Linked DNA regions of Homo sapiens: region 2 is linked to region 1. Evidence: read pairs that join two places in POLR2A ChIA-PET (ENCODE). Cell type or tissue: OCI-LY7. All regions are shown on one strand.

What was found. ChIA-PET counts read pairs that join two places held together with the same protein. Peaks named below come from ENCODE experiments on the same cell type or tissue, not always from the same donor. Only the 100,000 strongest peaks of a DNase experiment are listed, where the experiment ranks them.
Region 2: POLR2A ChIA-PET joins it to region 1 with 18 read pairs; 2 of 35 experiments call an interaction of 5 or more read pairs at or near these places.

What each region holds. Positions count from the first base shown.
Region 1 is chr16:25,070,646-25,078,645 of GRCh38, reverse strand. It overlaps the pseudogene LOC100421169. Among named protein-coding and RNA genes, the nearest start is that of LINC02175, 7.8 kb to the right of the region's middle. In OCI-LY7, no CTCF peak of the experiment used is centred here; a DNase peak (open chromatin) is centred at 4,605; H3K4me3 peaks cover 1,264 bases; H3K27ac peaks cover 1,888 bases.
Region 2 is chr16:24,677,826-24,685,825 of GRCh38, reverse strand. It overlaps a transcript of TNRC6A not described here. Among named protein-coding and RNA genes, the nearest start is that of LINC01567, 11 kb to the right of the region's middle. RefSeq lists an enhancer at 1,482-2,072. In OCI-LY7, no CTCF peak of the experiment used is centred here; no DNase peak of the experiment used is centred here.

The DNA.
Region 1 (8,000 bases):
CCTCTATTAGCTCAGTCCATGCAATTAACTCTTGTTTTGCTTCATACTGGGTTAGCAATCTTTATGACCACATCAGCCTTTTAATTAGAGTCCTAGAAGTTTTCTGTCTAATCCAACAGCACAGTCTTTCTGACATCATCAGAAACCTGCATTCAGGAGTCTTCCAAGGAGCAAATTTTGGACTGTAGTTGACTGTAAGCCGCTTTTTGAGAAGAATCCAATAAAACAATAATTGTAGATGATAAAATTTTTAAGACATTCTAGTCAAAGACACATTAAATATACAATTGTCAAGGAAATCTGGTTATTTCTGTGGCATACAACAATTTAACATAATACACATATTACTAATGGCATATACTAAGACATATCAGGATTTTAGGAGTGCCATGTAATTTTGGCACACATCAATAACACATTTATATAAATATAACCCAAAGAAGGTTAAACACCATTTCATATTTGACAATGCTTCCTGTGTAATTTTAACATACCAAATAAGCCTAATATGTCTCTTTTGGACTTCAGGGGACCGCATATCTTTTTTTTTTTTTTTGAGACAGAGTCTCGCTCTGTCGCCCAGGCTGGAGGCTCACTGCAAACTCCACCTCCCGGGTTCACACCATTCTCCCGCCTCAGCCTCCCGAGTAGCTGGGACTACAGGCGCCCGTGACCACACCCAGCTAATTTTTTGTATTTTTTTAGTAGAGACGGGGTTTCACTGTGTTAGCCAGGATGGTCTCGATCTCCTGACCTTGTGATCCACCCGCCTTGGCCTCCCAAAGTGCTGGGATTACAGGAGCCACCGCGCCCGGCCAGAGGACCTAATATCTTTTAAAAATATATATTATTTTTTGTTTGTTGTTGTTATTGGAGACAGGGTCTCCAAAACTCTGTAGCCCAGGCTGGAGTGCTGTGGTGCAATCACAGCACAGCTCACTGCAGCCTTGATCTCCTGGGCTCAAGCAATCCTCCCATCTCAGTCTCCAGAGTGGCTGGCACTACAGGCACATGCCACCCTGCCCAGATTTTCATGTTTTTTGTTGTTGGGTTTTTTGTTTGGTTGGTTTTTTTTTTTTTTTTTTTTTTGTAGAGACGAGGTCTCACTATGTTGTCCAGACTGGTCTCAAACTCCTGAGCTCAAGTGATCTGCCCACCTCATCCTATCAAAGTGCTGGAATTACAGGTGTGAGCCACTGCATCCACCATTAATTTTTCTTTTTTTTGAGACAGTCTCGCTCTGTTGCTGGAGTGCAGTGGCACAATCTCAGCTCACTGCAACCACCACCTCCTGGGTTCAAGTGATTTCCGGCTAATTTTTGTATTCTTAGTAGAGACGGGGTTTCACCTTGTTGGCCAGGCTGGTCTCAAACTTCTGACCTCAAGTGATCCACCCACCTTGGCCTCCCAAAGTGCTAGAATTACAGGTGTGAGCCACCATGGCCAGCCTTTTTTTAAGTTAGCTTAAGGTCAAAGAGACTGAATTTACAACTTGATTTTTTTGTTTGTTTGTTTTAGACAGAGTTTTGCTCTGTCACCCAGGCTGGAGAGCAGTGGTGCAATCTCAGCTCACTGCAACCTCCGCCTCTCAGGTTCAAGTGATTCTCTAGTAGCTGGGATTACAGGCACACACCACCACACCTGGCTAATTTTTGTAGTTTTAGTAGAGGTGGAGTTTCACCATTTTAGCCAGGCTAATCTCAAATTCCTGAACTCAAATGATCTGCCTGCCTGGTCTCAGCCTCCCAAAGTGCTGGGATTATAGACATGAGCCACTGTAGCCGGCCAGAAGTTGAAATCTTGATGTTGGGAAGTTCATCAGTCGAATATCAAAAGTTTAAAACATTTGATGCCACAAAATAGGATCACGGTTCATTATAAAATAGTTATTCATTTAGCCAAAACGATAATTCAAAGATTTCCAAAAAAACAAAAAACCAAAACACCAAAGACCTTTACTCATTGATATGAAGGAGACTCAGTTTCCCCAACTGTAAGATCCAATGAAGACAGCAGGAAACCAACTAAATGTCTGTCTCTCTCCTTTTTTTTTCCTGTAGTTTACTTAAAAGGTAAACAAAAATCTTTGATCTCTTATTAATGTTTTAGGGGTATTATTAATGTTAAAGCTAATAAAACCTTATAAACAAATCTAATTTTAATCAGTTTGACCACGAAGTAAGATTTCCATACGCCTTGTATAACCTTTTACAATCTTCTATTAAAGAGTAGATCAGTGGTCCAGGAAAATTGTTATTCCGACACAGGGGCCAGACGCTTGCCTGGCCTCAGTGTGCCTTTGATATTAATGTTTACAAAAAAACTCTAATTTTATCCCTCAAAGTTGGCCCTTACAATCTCACACGCCCACCTCTTCCGCGATAGTCCCTGGGCCTAGGGGGATTGAATACTTGTAATTACTGGCCCTGCGTCTCATGAAAGCATTTCATTTCGATTGTCACCTTCTCCCAGGTCTGAAGATGAGGCTTTGACTGGCGTCAGTGTTCAAGATTTAGCAGGAATCTGTGCCTTTTTCAGACTCAGGAGTCAAAGCCCTGTAACTTAACGGCAGAAGGACTTTAGAAGCAATATAGAAAGTTACATGGATGTAAAAACCTTAATTCTGTTAGATTTATTTTTAAGCAATATAAAAACTAATGATGACATAAGAATTATCAATAAAACGTAAATCTGTTCGTTAGGCCAGTTACCAAAAGGCAAAGAAAGACTTTCTGCAGTGTAATTGCTTCTCCTTATGGGAAGCCCATTTAGATAACCTTGTTGCCCAGGCTGGAGTGCAGTGGCGCGATCTCGGCTCACTGCAACCTCTGCCTCCTGGGTTCAAGTGATTCTCCTGCCTCAGCCTCCCAAGTAGCCGGGCTTACAGGCTCTCAACACCACGCCCGACTAATTTTTGTATTTTTAGTAGAGATGGGGTTTCGCTATGTTGGCCAGACTGGTCTCAAACTCCTGACTTCAGGTGATCCCCCCGCCACGGCCACCCAAAATGCTGGGATTACAGGCATGAGCCACTGTGCCTGGCCCCAACTCCGTAATTTGAATCAACTTTTAGATAACTTCTGAGTTAGATATTATTCTTCTTCTCAGTAAAGATATAACTTCTGTGACACATTTTATATACGGAATTACATATTAACTAGAATTATTAGTAACCTTACATTTTAATGAAAAACCTAGGAAGCAAGAAATCCTGAACTGTTTACCAGATATTAGCATTTTAGATGACAACCTTCCATAGTTTTTTAAAAAATCTTTCCCCATATCATAACCCTTTCTTAATTTAAAATGACTCAGACATCTAATGAGCGCCAAAACCTCAAGATTTTTAAATTACAGAAAAAGTTCACATACATTTACCCCATTCCTATTTTATGCATTTTTAGCCATTTCTCTACATTAACTATGAGAACTGAGATATTAGACAAAGCCAGTCATTGCTTCCTTGATAATCATTTTTATAACCAATGAATATCAGGTGTTCACCTAATTAAGAACTTTAAAATTAAAACACATGGGTATATTTGCCAATAACTCAGAAAATTCAGCTGTTTTTATTAAACGACAACATTAGTCTTATTTATCAAAAACACACACACACACTAAGATTATTTTCTTCTTGGCTGGGTTTATAGTCTTATAACCTTTTCTGTCAAACTCTGACACCTTAACACATCTAGCAAATATAACACCCAGACAAAAAGGTAGGCTGACAAGTCCGAAGACATTTCTATTTTACCAATAATGTTAAAGTCAGCTTATTAAAGATTTACTTAAGTCACATGAACTTGGAAAATGACTGGACTTATTTACCTAATTTATGCACACTCTTTTTTATTTATAAGACAATTCGGTACCCTGTGAAAATGATACAGAACATCCAGAGACATATACACAAATACAAAGATCCAACAGCATTTACCCTGGAATTCTAGCCATTAGATAGCAATGCAAACTCACTGGTTTATGAACATGTTCACATGGCTAAACTTTGTTTGCCCCAATAGGTAATCCAGTGAAGGCTGTGAACCAAAATTTTGGGTAAATCACTTTCCATGGCAGTTTGATTTTTAAAGGCAAAACCTCCTCAGACTTTAAAGAATATTGGGGCCAAACAGTACCACTGAAGAACATCACAAGCAGCCAGGCCCAACCTTGCTTAGGACAGCAGCAGAAAAGCCTGGATACATGGAACTCCATCCTGCCTTCCCATCCAACAGAAAAATGAACGCAATTATAAGACAGCAAGCAGTACAATTCAAAGACCCTTGGAGAGTCCCGCCTCCCCTGACTTCAAAGAACACTGGAGCCAAACAGTGTTACAAAATAATATTATTTTCCTTTGTTCCATTGGCTCATAACTATATTCAGACTAATTCTAAAGAATGCACCCAGGTGGGCTACATTCTAAGATCAAATTCTGATTTCTTGTGACTATATCCACACACACACACATAAATAATTATGAAAATACAATCTAACCACAGTAGCGACTAACAAGCCCCCAAGACCATCCAAGCCAAAACAGTTGAGGTGCTTTCCTCTCACAGTCAGCTGGGCTTGTTCAACCTGCAAATGCAAATTCCTTCACAATTCCCCACCCAAATTGAGAGAAGCAGATCCTGCCATCTGGTACCCACAAAAGACACCGGTCAGATGCATATGTCACATTTCAAAGGCTGCTCTTCCTAGACAAATCAGGAACACAGTTAGAGTCAGCAGCAGTGGGGACAAAGAGAGACAGACAGAAATCCACCTTTGGCCAAAAAAAGGTCAGGCAGCTGCTTAGGAGGGCCTCTGAGACTCTCCCCATCTGTGGCCACCAGCCAGAGGCAACCCATTCCTGATTAGTGGACCAAAATCTGTTACCGAAATGCCAGGGGTTCAGTATAGGTTCAGTATAGGTTCTGCACAGAAAGCCAATCATTAAGAAAAGTAATGCCGGGGAAGAAAACTTTATTATATTATGGTTGACATCAGCCCAAGAGAACAGGAGATCAGTCTCAAATCCCTCTCTCCAGCTGACTAAAGCCGGAGGCATTATATAGCGGGGGGAAGGAATTTAATTATGAGCAGGAAGACAGCAATCAGGCAGGAGTAAGGCATCAATTGTGACGAATGAGGGGTCGGGAGTGTCAGTGTCTGCATGCAGCAATCAGGTGAGTTTCTATCCCTTGGTGGAGGAAGGAACTCCGATGAGACTCAACAGGGCTTGCTGGGGCCGGAGGGTGAGGGCGAATGGCAAACAGCATGGGGAACTTTTTGGATGATGGAAACGTTCAGTGTCCTCCTCAGGGTACTGCTTAGGCACAGATGCAGACATTTGTCATAACCCACTGATTTGTACTCAAGATGAATGTGTTTCACTGTATAATTTTTACCTGCATTTAAAAAAGCAATTGTGTGAAAACCACAAGCTGCAGGATACATAGGTACTGTATGTTACCACTTGGTAAAAAACTGAAGGGTATGAGCATTCTCCCTGACACACGCACTCATGCACACTCAGGAAAAGGCATTTGGGGGTGGCTGTTTTGGAGCCGGTGTCCTGGTGGCCAGCATCAGGCTGGCAGGAGCCACGCATGGCGCTGGGGAAAATCACTAATGCAGAGGGAGACGAGGCCAACCCAGAGATGAGGAAGGTGTAGGGAAGAACAGAGGCCTGCCCTGTTATTAGGGCTGTCACCGAAGACCAGCCCTAATGAGGCTCTAGGCCAGGCCTCTGCGTTTCCCGGCAGTGCCCTACCCTGGGTGGGCCTCTGAGCAGGCGCTGCCTAGAAGCATCTCATTGCGAGTTTCTCTCCTTTGTTTTAGAGACAGGACCTCCAGACTAAAGTCAGATCCAACTGCGCTGGATGTTTTACTTGGAGCCAACCAGATGACTTCTATGAACAATAGGGATGTCTTCCTGGTTTGGTGGCCTTGACTCTGGCTTAAGCTGTTCCTTGGAGCAAGTGGGCAGCAATGTGGCCACATCTCAAGTGTGCTCATAAATGGCACAGAAAAGGGGAAGAGTTCCCTAACGGTGAGATAAAGGAGACTGAAGCCAGTATGAAATTCTTAATATCAGAGAATGAGGGACTTCAAAATCTTTGTAGTGACCTCAGAGATACGTAGGAAGCATCAGAGCTTCAGATATGGCAGCAAACTACAAGTTATTGGCATCAATTACAACAGAAAGGCAGAAATGAGCGTTCCTGAAGCAAGAAAGCAAGCACTGCAGGATCGGTTGCAGGACCGGCAGCTATTGGCATCAATTACAACAGAAAGGCAGAAATGAGCGTTCCTAAAGCAAGAAAGCAAGCACTGCAGGATGCGTTTTAGGACTGGCAGCTATTGGCATCAATTACAACAGAAAGGCAGAAATGAGCGTTCCTAAAGCAAGAAAGCAAGCACTGCAGGATGCGTTTTAGGACTGGCAGCTATTGGCATCAATTACAACAGAAAGGCAGAAATGAGCATTCCTAAAGCAAGAAAGCAAGCACTGCAGGATGCATTGCAGGACTGGCAGCTATTGGCTTCAATTACAGCAGAAAGGCAGAAATGAGCGTTCCTAAAGCAAGAAAGCAAGCACTGCAGGATGTGTTTTAGGACTGGCAGCTATTGGCATCAATTACAACAGAAAGGCAGAAATGAGCATTCCTAAACCAAGAAAGCAAGCACTGCAGGATGTGTTTTAGGACTGGCAGCTATTGGCATCAATTACAACAGAAAGGCAGAAATGAGCGTTCCTAAAGCAACAAAGCAAGCATTGCAGGATCGGCTGCAGGACCGGCAGCGAGTCCTGAAGTCAACACATTCAGGGAGGCCAGAGGTTCCCATCCACACTGCATCCCCTCCATTCGGGTGGTACCCATCATGCTTCCGTGTTCCACGATGAGTACATGGGTTTTTGTGACATAATTTCATCACAGCAATAAATAGATAGTCCAATGAAGTTTTAAAACACAAGTTTCCAGTTGGCCACTGAAGGCATATTGCTCAGACTTCTAAAGTAGAAGGAACAATTAGCTTTGATGAAAATGAAATCTACAAACTACAAACACCAGATACCATCCAGGAGCTCAAGCAAAAGAGAAGTCAGGATACTGATGACCATCCCCTGCTCTGACAGCACTTGAGAACTATCGAGGAAAATAAGCCATTAGACTCCAGCACAATGGCGACCCCACAGGGAAGTGCAGGGTCCCCCCAGGTTGTCACCATCACCACGGCTCACGTTTATTGAGCCCTTATCAATAAGAGCCTGCCACTGTTCCAGGTGCTTTGCAAGAAATAGTTGCCTAAAAGTTTACAATAACTCTATATTATCATCCTCATGTTACAGAGATGTGGATAAGATGTGGCACAGAGAAGTGACTTGCCCAAGGTTTCCTGGCTCTGCTCTGAATCTCGGCAGTATTACTTCAGGTACCCTGTCCTTAACCTACCTGATACATGCTTTACAAATATTAACCCACCTAATCCTCAAGACAACTATGAGACTGATACTACTATTATACCCATTTTAAAGATTAGAAACCTAGGCACAGAGAAGCTCATTAAATTGTTGAGCATTACAGACATGACAGGAGGGGCCCTGAACACAAACCCAGGGTACCAGAAAGAGATCCTGAAACTGGTGATGGCTTCTGAGACCTACTAGATGAGTTGGAAACCCGGAGACTGGATATTACAAGGGCACTCAGGGCAGGGAGAAGAGAGGGAAGAGAGAGCAGGGAGGAGCAGACACAGCTGACATGGCTGGGGGAGAACCCCACCCCATTGAAGCTCAGGTACACGGGGCCTACTGAAGTCTGTGAGCAAACTTACTTGCCCACAGGGTGGGCAGGATTGCCGAGGGCCAGCCCAATTCCAGGCCATCAGGTGTGCAGACCCCGCTGAAGGACTGCAGAAAACATGGAAAGGAACTCTGCTGGACTCCGGGCCTCCAAATGAGTACCAGACAGCAAATGTAAAAAAAAAAAAAAGATCTTCAGAAA
Region 2 (8,000 bases), 390 kb after region 1:
TCCTCATGACAACTCAACAGAGAAAACCTAGTTATTACTATCATACCCATTTTACTGATGAGCAAACCGAGGCACAGAGAGATGGAGTGACTCGCCCAAGGGCACCAGATAGTTGGTAGTGGCACCAGAATTTAAGACATTTTCAGAGTGCTTGGGCAATAGATCATTGTGCTGAATAATACAATGTGGCTGCGCACGGTGGTTCACACCCAGAATCCCAGCACTTTGGGAGGCCAAGGCAGGCAGATCGCTTGAGTCCAGGAGTTTGAGACCAGCTTGGGCAATAAAGTGAGACTTCATCTCTACTAAAAAATAAACAAAATTCACCGGGCATTGTGGTGCGTGCCTGTAATCCCAGCTACTTGGGAGGCTGAGGTGGTAGGATCACTTGAGCCTGGGAGGCGGAGGTTGCAGTGAGCCAAGATGGTGCCACTGTACTCCAACCTGGGCCACAGAGAGTAAGGTCTTGTCTCTCCCCTTTCTGCCAAAAAAGAATACAATATGACCTTGGGTAAGTTAATTAGTCTTTCTGAGCCTCAGTTTCCCTACCGGTGTATACGCCACTACCTTGAAAGATTGTTGTGAGGTTAAATTTCCTGTACATTTTTTGAGCACTTACTCTAAGCTAAGCACTATGTCGGGCCCCGGAAGTATCATAGAAAAGAAGACAAACGCAATTCTAGGATCACACAGCCTGTGGATGGGCAGGTGCTTCCAGTTCAGAGAGAGAGAGAGACCCCTCTGGAAGCCCTGAGTTTGGAAGGATTTGGCCTCTTGGAAGAACTGCAAGAAGGCCAGAGGGGCTGAAGTTCCCAAGAGCATGGAGGCAAGTGTCAGAAGCTGGATTCCGTAGGGACCAGGGTAGCTTTTATCTCTAAAAGGGCTTCCCAGGCCTGACTCAGAGTGAGTTTAGAAGAAAGTGAAGTTTCATGTGCATTGTTAGAGGGTCTGTCCTGCCTGACACCGGCTGCTTTTGTGTGGGCCTTGAACTAAAAATGGTTTTAGTTTTTATTTTTATTAGAGACACAGTCTCGCTCTGTTGCCCAGGCTGGAGTGCAGTAATGTGATCACAGCTCACGGTAACCTCGAACTCTTGGGCTCTGGTTATCCTCCCACCTCAGCCTCCTGAGTAAGTGGGACTAAAGACAACTGTCACTTCACTCAGCCGATTTTTAAATTTTTTGTAGAGATGGGGTCTCACTCTATTGCCCAGGTTGGTCTTGCACTCCTGGCCTCAAGTGATCCTCCCATCTTGGTTTCCCAAAGCACTGGGATTACAGGTGTGAGCTGCTGTGCCCAGCCCTACATTTTAAAACACTGAAAAAGAATCCAAAGAAGAATACTATTTTGTGACATGTAAAAATTAGGTAAAATTCAAATTTCAGCATCTATAAATAAAATTGTGTTATGTTTTTGTTTTAAGACAGGGCCTCGCTCTGTTGCCCAGGCTGGAATGCGGTGGCTCGATCTCAGCTCACTGCAGCGTCTACCTCCTGGGGGCCAAGTGATCCTCCCACCTCAGCCCCCCAAGTAGCTGGGACCCCACGTGCCACCACCACACCTAGCTAATCTTGTTTATTTTATTTTTTTGTAGAGTTGAGGTCTCATTGTGTTGCCCAGGCTGGTCTCAAACTCCTGGGCTCAAGCAATCCTCCCACCTCAGTCTCCCAAATGGATTACAGGCATAAGCCATTGTGCCCAGCCATATAAATAAAGTTTTATTGACATACAGTCACACCCATTCATTAAGGATTGTCATGGGTGCTTTTGCACTACAATGGCAGAGTTGAATAGTGGTGACAAAGATGTTTGATTCACAAAGACTAAACTATTTACTACTACTCTGTTAAGAAGCTCACTGAGGCTTGGACAAGACACTCCTGGCTTTAGGGTGCAGAGTCTAATTAGGGAGAGCTCACACATCAGTACCTTTGAAGGGGAAGAGAGACTGGGAAGCAACAGTTCACTGTGAGTTAGTGTCGATGCCTATAATACCTTTATACCTGCTAGGGCTCACTAGGTGCAGGGCACTCTCCTTATTTTACCTCATTAAGTCCTGAGGCCTGTGGTTGTCCTTACTTTACAGATGAGGAAACTGAGGACAGCGAGAAGAGCTAAGGAAATTGCCCAAGGTTGCACAGCTAGTCGGTGGCAGAAACAGGACTTGAACTCGGGCAGTTTACCTCCAGAATCTGGGCTGTTAGCACGGCACTCTACCACCTCCCATGGGGAAGAGGGTGGCTGATGTTGGTGATGAACACAGCTGTGGCTTGTCTGCTGAGCCTTGCCTGAGCTACCATCTCACATGTCATAAAAACTGCAGGATAGGGGCTGGGCACGGTGGCTCATGCCTGTAATCCAAGCACTTTGGGAGGCCAAGTGGGAGGATCGCTTGAGCACAGGTGTTTAAAACCAGCCTGGGCAACATAGCAAGACTCCGTCTCTACAAAATAATTTAAAAAATTGCTGGGCATGGTGGTGTATGCCTGTAGTCCCACCTACTTGGGAGGCTGAGGTGGGAGGATTGCTTGAGCCCAGGAGGTTGAGGCTGAAGTAAACTATGATTGTGCCACTGCACTCCAGTGAGTGATAGAGTGAGAACTTGTCTCAAAAACAACAATAGTAACAACAACAAAAAAACACCAAAACCCAAAAAACTGCAGGAGAGCCTTTTCCTGCCACTAGAGCTGTTTTGGGGGCTTCCAGTATCTGATAAGAGTTTGTGCTCGTCATGGGGTCTCCTTGCTCTCAGTTCCAAGCTTCATAGCACATATGAGCCCAGGGCATTGGAGCCTCCAAAACTAGCTGGTGACCTTGGACAAGTTAATGAATCTCTCTGAGCCTCAGTTTTCCATTAGAATGTAAACAACTATCTTGAAGGATTATTGTGAGGGTTAAATTCAATGATGCATTTATCGAACACTTGGTGTACGCCTTGTGTCTTGGGAGGCTAAGTGTATACACTGTTCGATGGGCTCCCTTGTCTTCTGGCTTCCCATTGGTTTTGACCAATAGGGAGCCCCAGAAGATGATTGAGGAAGGGAGGAGACGGGGCTTGGGGCATTTATTCTCTGGCTGCTTCTCTGCGGTCATTCTGCGTGCTGGCTGCCTTAAAGTCACATTTCCCACCTCGGTGGCCCTCTCTCTATAGGCTTCTCAGTCTCTAGGGTACAGTGGTCATTCTTCCCCTTGGCCTTTCAGGCATAGGGGTGGTAACAGAAGCCAGCCTAATTAGTCCTGTGGATCCTTGCGGTTTTCTGCCCTCCGTTTGTAGAGTTCCTCTATTCAATCTTCCTTCAGCTGCGTGTGGTAGCTCATGCCTGTCATCCCAGCACTTAGGGAGGCCGAGGCAGGCAGACCGCTTGAGTCCAGGAGTTTGAGACCAGCCTGGACCATATGGCAAAACCCCATCTCTACTGAAAAAAAAAAAAAAAAAGCTGGGCGTGGTGGTGCACGCCTGTAGTCCCAGCTACTTGGGAGGCGAGGTGAGAGTATCGCTTGACCTTGAGAGGTTGAGGCTGCGGTGAGCTGAGATCACACCACTGCACTCCAGCCTGAGCAACAGAGCAAGACCCTGCCTTTAAAAAAAAAAAAATCAAACAAGTCCTCCTTTCATGACCTAATTTGAACATGTCTTCTCTTTCCTTCCCTTGACTGATGCATTCTTTGTTTACATTAATTACTCAAGTAGATCTGGTAGACTGTGTGCATTCTGCCCAGTTTCACAAAATAGCCACTCTCCAATTCCCCCGTACAACATTTACAGACAGTTGACTATCCTATCACAACTTACATCAGAGATGAATGATACTTATACTGGCGAGGCCGTGGGGAACAGAGGTGCTTTCATCGACAGATGGGCGGGAATATAATATAGTACAAGCTAAATACAGAGGAGTTTGGCAACACGTTGCAACATTTTAAAATATGCATCCCTTTTGACTCAGCAGTTTCATCTTTAGGAATTTATCTCAAGGAAATAATTATGGTAGTGTGAAAATAGTAATGTACTGGGGTACAATCAAACCAGTTGTCTATCAGTAGTTGACTAATTAATTAATTCCCATTTGTTGGGTGCCTATTAAGCATCAAGCACTGTTCTAGCCCCTAAGGATAGAGCAGCAAATAAATCTGAAAAAGCCCTGTTTTCATGGAGCTTATATTTTAACAGTTGGACTAATTACAACACATGTATACAATGGAATGACATGCAACTAGGCAGAAAAAATTAGTAGCTCACTATGAATGATTATGAAAATATGTCCACAATATATTACTAATAGAAAAAAAACAGGTTAGGTCAGGTGCGATGGCTCACGCCTGCAATCCTAGCATTCTGGGAGGCTGAGGCAGGCGGATCACTTGAGGTCAGGAGTTTGAGACTAGCCTGGCCAACATGGGAAAACCCTGTCTCTACTAAAAATACAAAAATTAGCTGGGCATGGTGGCGCATGCCTGTAATCCCAGCTACCCGGGAGGCTGAGGCAGGAGAATCACTTGAATCCAGGAGGTGTAGGCTGCAGTGAGCCGAGATCACGCCACTGCTCTCCAGCCTGGGCAACAAAGCAAGACTCGGTCTCAAACAAACAAACAAAAAACACCAAGTTAAAAAATGGTAAATAAAATAGGATCCTTTTTATCTATTAGATTTAGAAAAAAGGTATGGAAGAATATAAAACAAATTGTTAATAATTATTAATTGGAGAGATGGGGCTAACATGGACTTTTACTTTCTGTTTGATATGGTTCTGAGTTATTTTGGTTTTATTATAAAAAGCTTTACTGTCTAAGCACTTTGGGAGGCTGAGGCAGGAAGATTGTTTGAGCCCAGAAGTTTGAGATCAGCCTGGGCAATACAGTGAGACCTAGTCTCTCAAAAAAAAAATTTTTTTTTTTTAATTAGCCGAGTGTGGTTGTGCACGCCTGTAGTCTCAGCTACTCGGGAGGCTGAGGAGGATTGCTTGAGCATGGAAGGCAGAGGTTGGTTGCAGTGAGCTGAAATCGTGCCATTGCAGTCCAGCATGGGTGACAGAGCAAGACCCTGTCAAAAAACAAACAAACAAACAAAAAAACGCTTCCTAATAAATAATAGTTCCTTTTTTTTTTTTTTTTGATGGAGTCTTGCTCTGTTGCCCAGGCTGGAGTGCAGTGGCAGGATACTGGCTCACCACAACCTCTGCCTCCAGGTTCAAGTGATTCTTCCGCCTCAGCCTCCCAAGTATCTGGGACTACAGGTGCGTGCCACCACACCCAGCTAATTTTTGTATTTTTAGTAGAGATGAGGTTTCACTATGTTGGTGAGGCTGGTCTTGAACTCTGACCTCATGATCTGCCTGCCTCGACCTCCCAAACTGTTGGGATTACAGGTGTGAGCCACCGCACCGGGCCTCCTTTTTTTTTTTTAAGAGACAGTGTCTGACTCTGTCACCCAGGCTAGAGTACAGTGGTGTGATCATGGCTCACCATAGCCTGGACCTCTCAGAGTCAAGCAATCCTCCCTCCTCAGCCTCCAGAGTAGCTAGGACTACAGGCACATGCTACCATGCCCAGATACTTTTTTTTTTTCTGCATAAAGACAGGGTCTTGCTATGTTGCCCAGGCTGGTCTTGGATAAGTCATCCTCCCGCCTTCAGCCTCCCAAAGTGCTAGGGTAACAGGAAAGAACCACTGTACCTGGCCAAATATATTCTTCATATAAAATTTTTAAAAACTGTGGACAAAAGCTAATTCCTTCTTAAGCACCCCCAGGAAATCACTAGCTATCAGGTGATATGTTTACCTCCAGATTTATTTAAATGCATTTATATACATTTATGTGTAGCTACAGAAGACATGTAATGTGTTAAGTTGTATTTTATTTTACATGGATGATATCCTGGAGTGAATATTGTTCTGAATCTTGTTTAAAGATCCAGTGGGCCAGGTACAGTGGCTCACACCTGTAATCTCAGCACTTTGGGAGGCTGAAGCGGGAGGATTGCTTGAGTACAGGAGTTTAAGACCAGCCTGGGCAACATAGTGAGACCTTGTCTCTAAAAAAAAATAAAATTGCCAGGTGGGGTGGCTCACGCCTGTAATCCTAGCACTTTGGGAGGCCGAGGCGGGTGGATTGCCTGAGCTCAGGAGTTCGAGACCAGCCTGGGCAACGTGGTAAAACCTTGTCTCTATTAAAATACAAAAAATTAGCCAGATGTGGCAGCGTGTGCCTGTAGTCCCAGCTACTTGGGAGGCTGAGGCTGGAGAATTGCTAGAACTCAGGAGGCAGAGGTTGCAGTGAGCTGAGATCACACCACTGCACTCCAGCCTGGGCGACAGAGCAAGACTCCGTCTTTGAAAAAAAACAAAAAAAACAAAATTAGTCAGGTATGGTGGTATGTGCCTGTAGTCTCAGCTATTTAGTAGGCTCAGGTGGGAAGATCGCTTGAGCCCTGGACGTCGAGGCTGCCTTGAGCCAAGATTGTGCCACTACATTCCAGCCTGGGCAACAGAGAGAGACCCTGTCTCAAGAGAAAAAAAAATTCAATGTCTTGGCCGGGCGCAGTGGCTCAGCCTGTAATCCCAGCACTTTGGGAGGCCAAGGTGGGTGGATCACCTGAGGTTGGGAGTTTGAGACCAGCCTGACTAACATGGAGAAACCCCGTCTCTATTAAAAATACAAAATTAGCTAGGCGTGGTGGCGCTTGCCTGTAATCCCAGCTACTCGGGAGGCTGAGGCAGGAGAATTGCTTCAATCTGGGAGGCGGAGGTTGCGGTGAGCGGAGATTGTGCCATTGCACTCCAGCCTGGGCAACAAGAGCGAAACTCTATATCCAAAAAAAAAAAAAAAAAAAATTCAATGTTTTAAAGGTCTTTTCATATTAGTACTTTTAGATTGACTTAGTCTCTCTCTGAACCACTAGTGTGTATATACAAGTTAATTCGGGTCATTAGAGGGTTTAGAGTTCACAGTTTGAAATGGAGCCTGGGTCATGTATTAGTTATCTATATTTGCATAACAATTTTCCCCAGAACTCAGCACCTTGAAACGACAAATATTATCTCACAGTCTCTCGCAGGTTGCAATCAGGTGTTGGCCAGGACTATGGTCTCATGTGATAGCTCAAGTTGGGAGAATCTTTTTTGAGGCAGGGTCTCACTCTGTCACCCAGGCTGAAGTGCAGTGGTATAATCTTGGCTCACTGCAGCTTTGACCTCCCAGGCTCAAGTGATCCTCCCAGCTCAGCCTCTCAAGTAGCTGGGGCTACAGGCATGCGCCACCATGCCTGGCTGGGAGAATCCGCTTCTAAGCTCATGCACTGGTCATCAGCAGATCTCCCTGATGGCTGTTGGCTGGAGATTTCTCTTCAGATCCTTGCCAGGTGGGCCTTTCCATGGGACAGCTCACAGCATAATAGCTGTCTTCTCTCAGAGAGGGACAAGGAAGCAAAGACATGCATGACAGAAGCTTTTTATCACCTAATACTGGAAGCGGCATTCCATCACTTTTGCCATAGCCTATTTTTTTTTTTTTTTTTTGAGACAGGGTCTCACTCTATTGCCTAGGCTGGAGTGTAGTGGCACGATCTCAACTCACTGCAACCTCTGCCTCCAGGGCTTAAGTGATTCTCATGCCTCAGCCTCCGGAGTAGCTGGGATTACAGGTGTGCACCACTACCTCTGGCTAATCTTTTGTATTTTTAGTAGAGATGGGGTTTTGCCATGTTGCCCAGGCTGGTCTTGAACTCCTGAGCTCAGGCAATTCACCCACCTCGGCCTCCCAAAGTGTTAGGATTACAGGCATGAGTCACTGCGCTCAGCCCCATATTCTATTTATTAGAAGTGTTACACTACATCCAGCCCACACTCACGTCATGGGGAGGGGATTGTACAAGCGTATGAATATCAAAAGGCAAGAATCCCTGGCACCATCTTGCAGGACACCTACCAAAACAAAGATCATCCAGCAACCACGCGGGCAATGGATATGAAAGGAGGGAACAGAGGAAACAAACAGTTCAAGG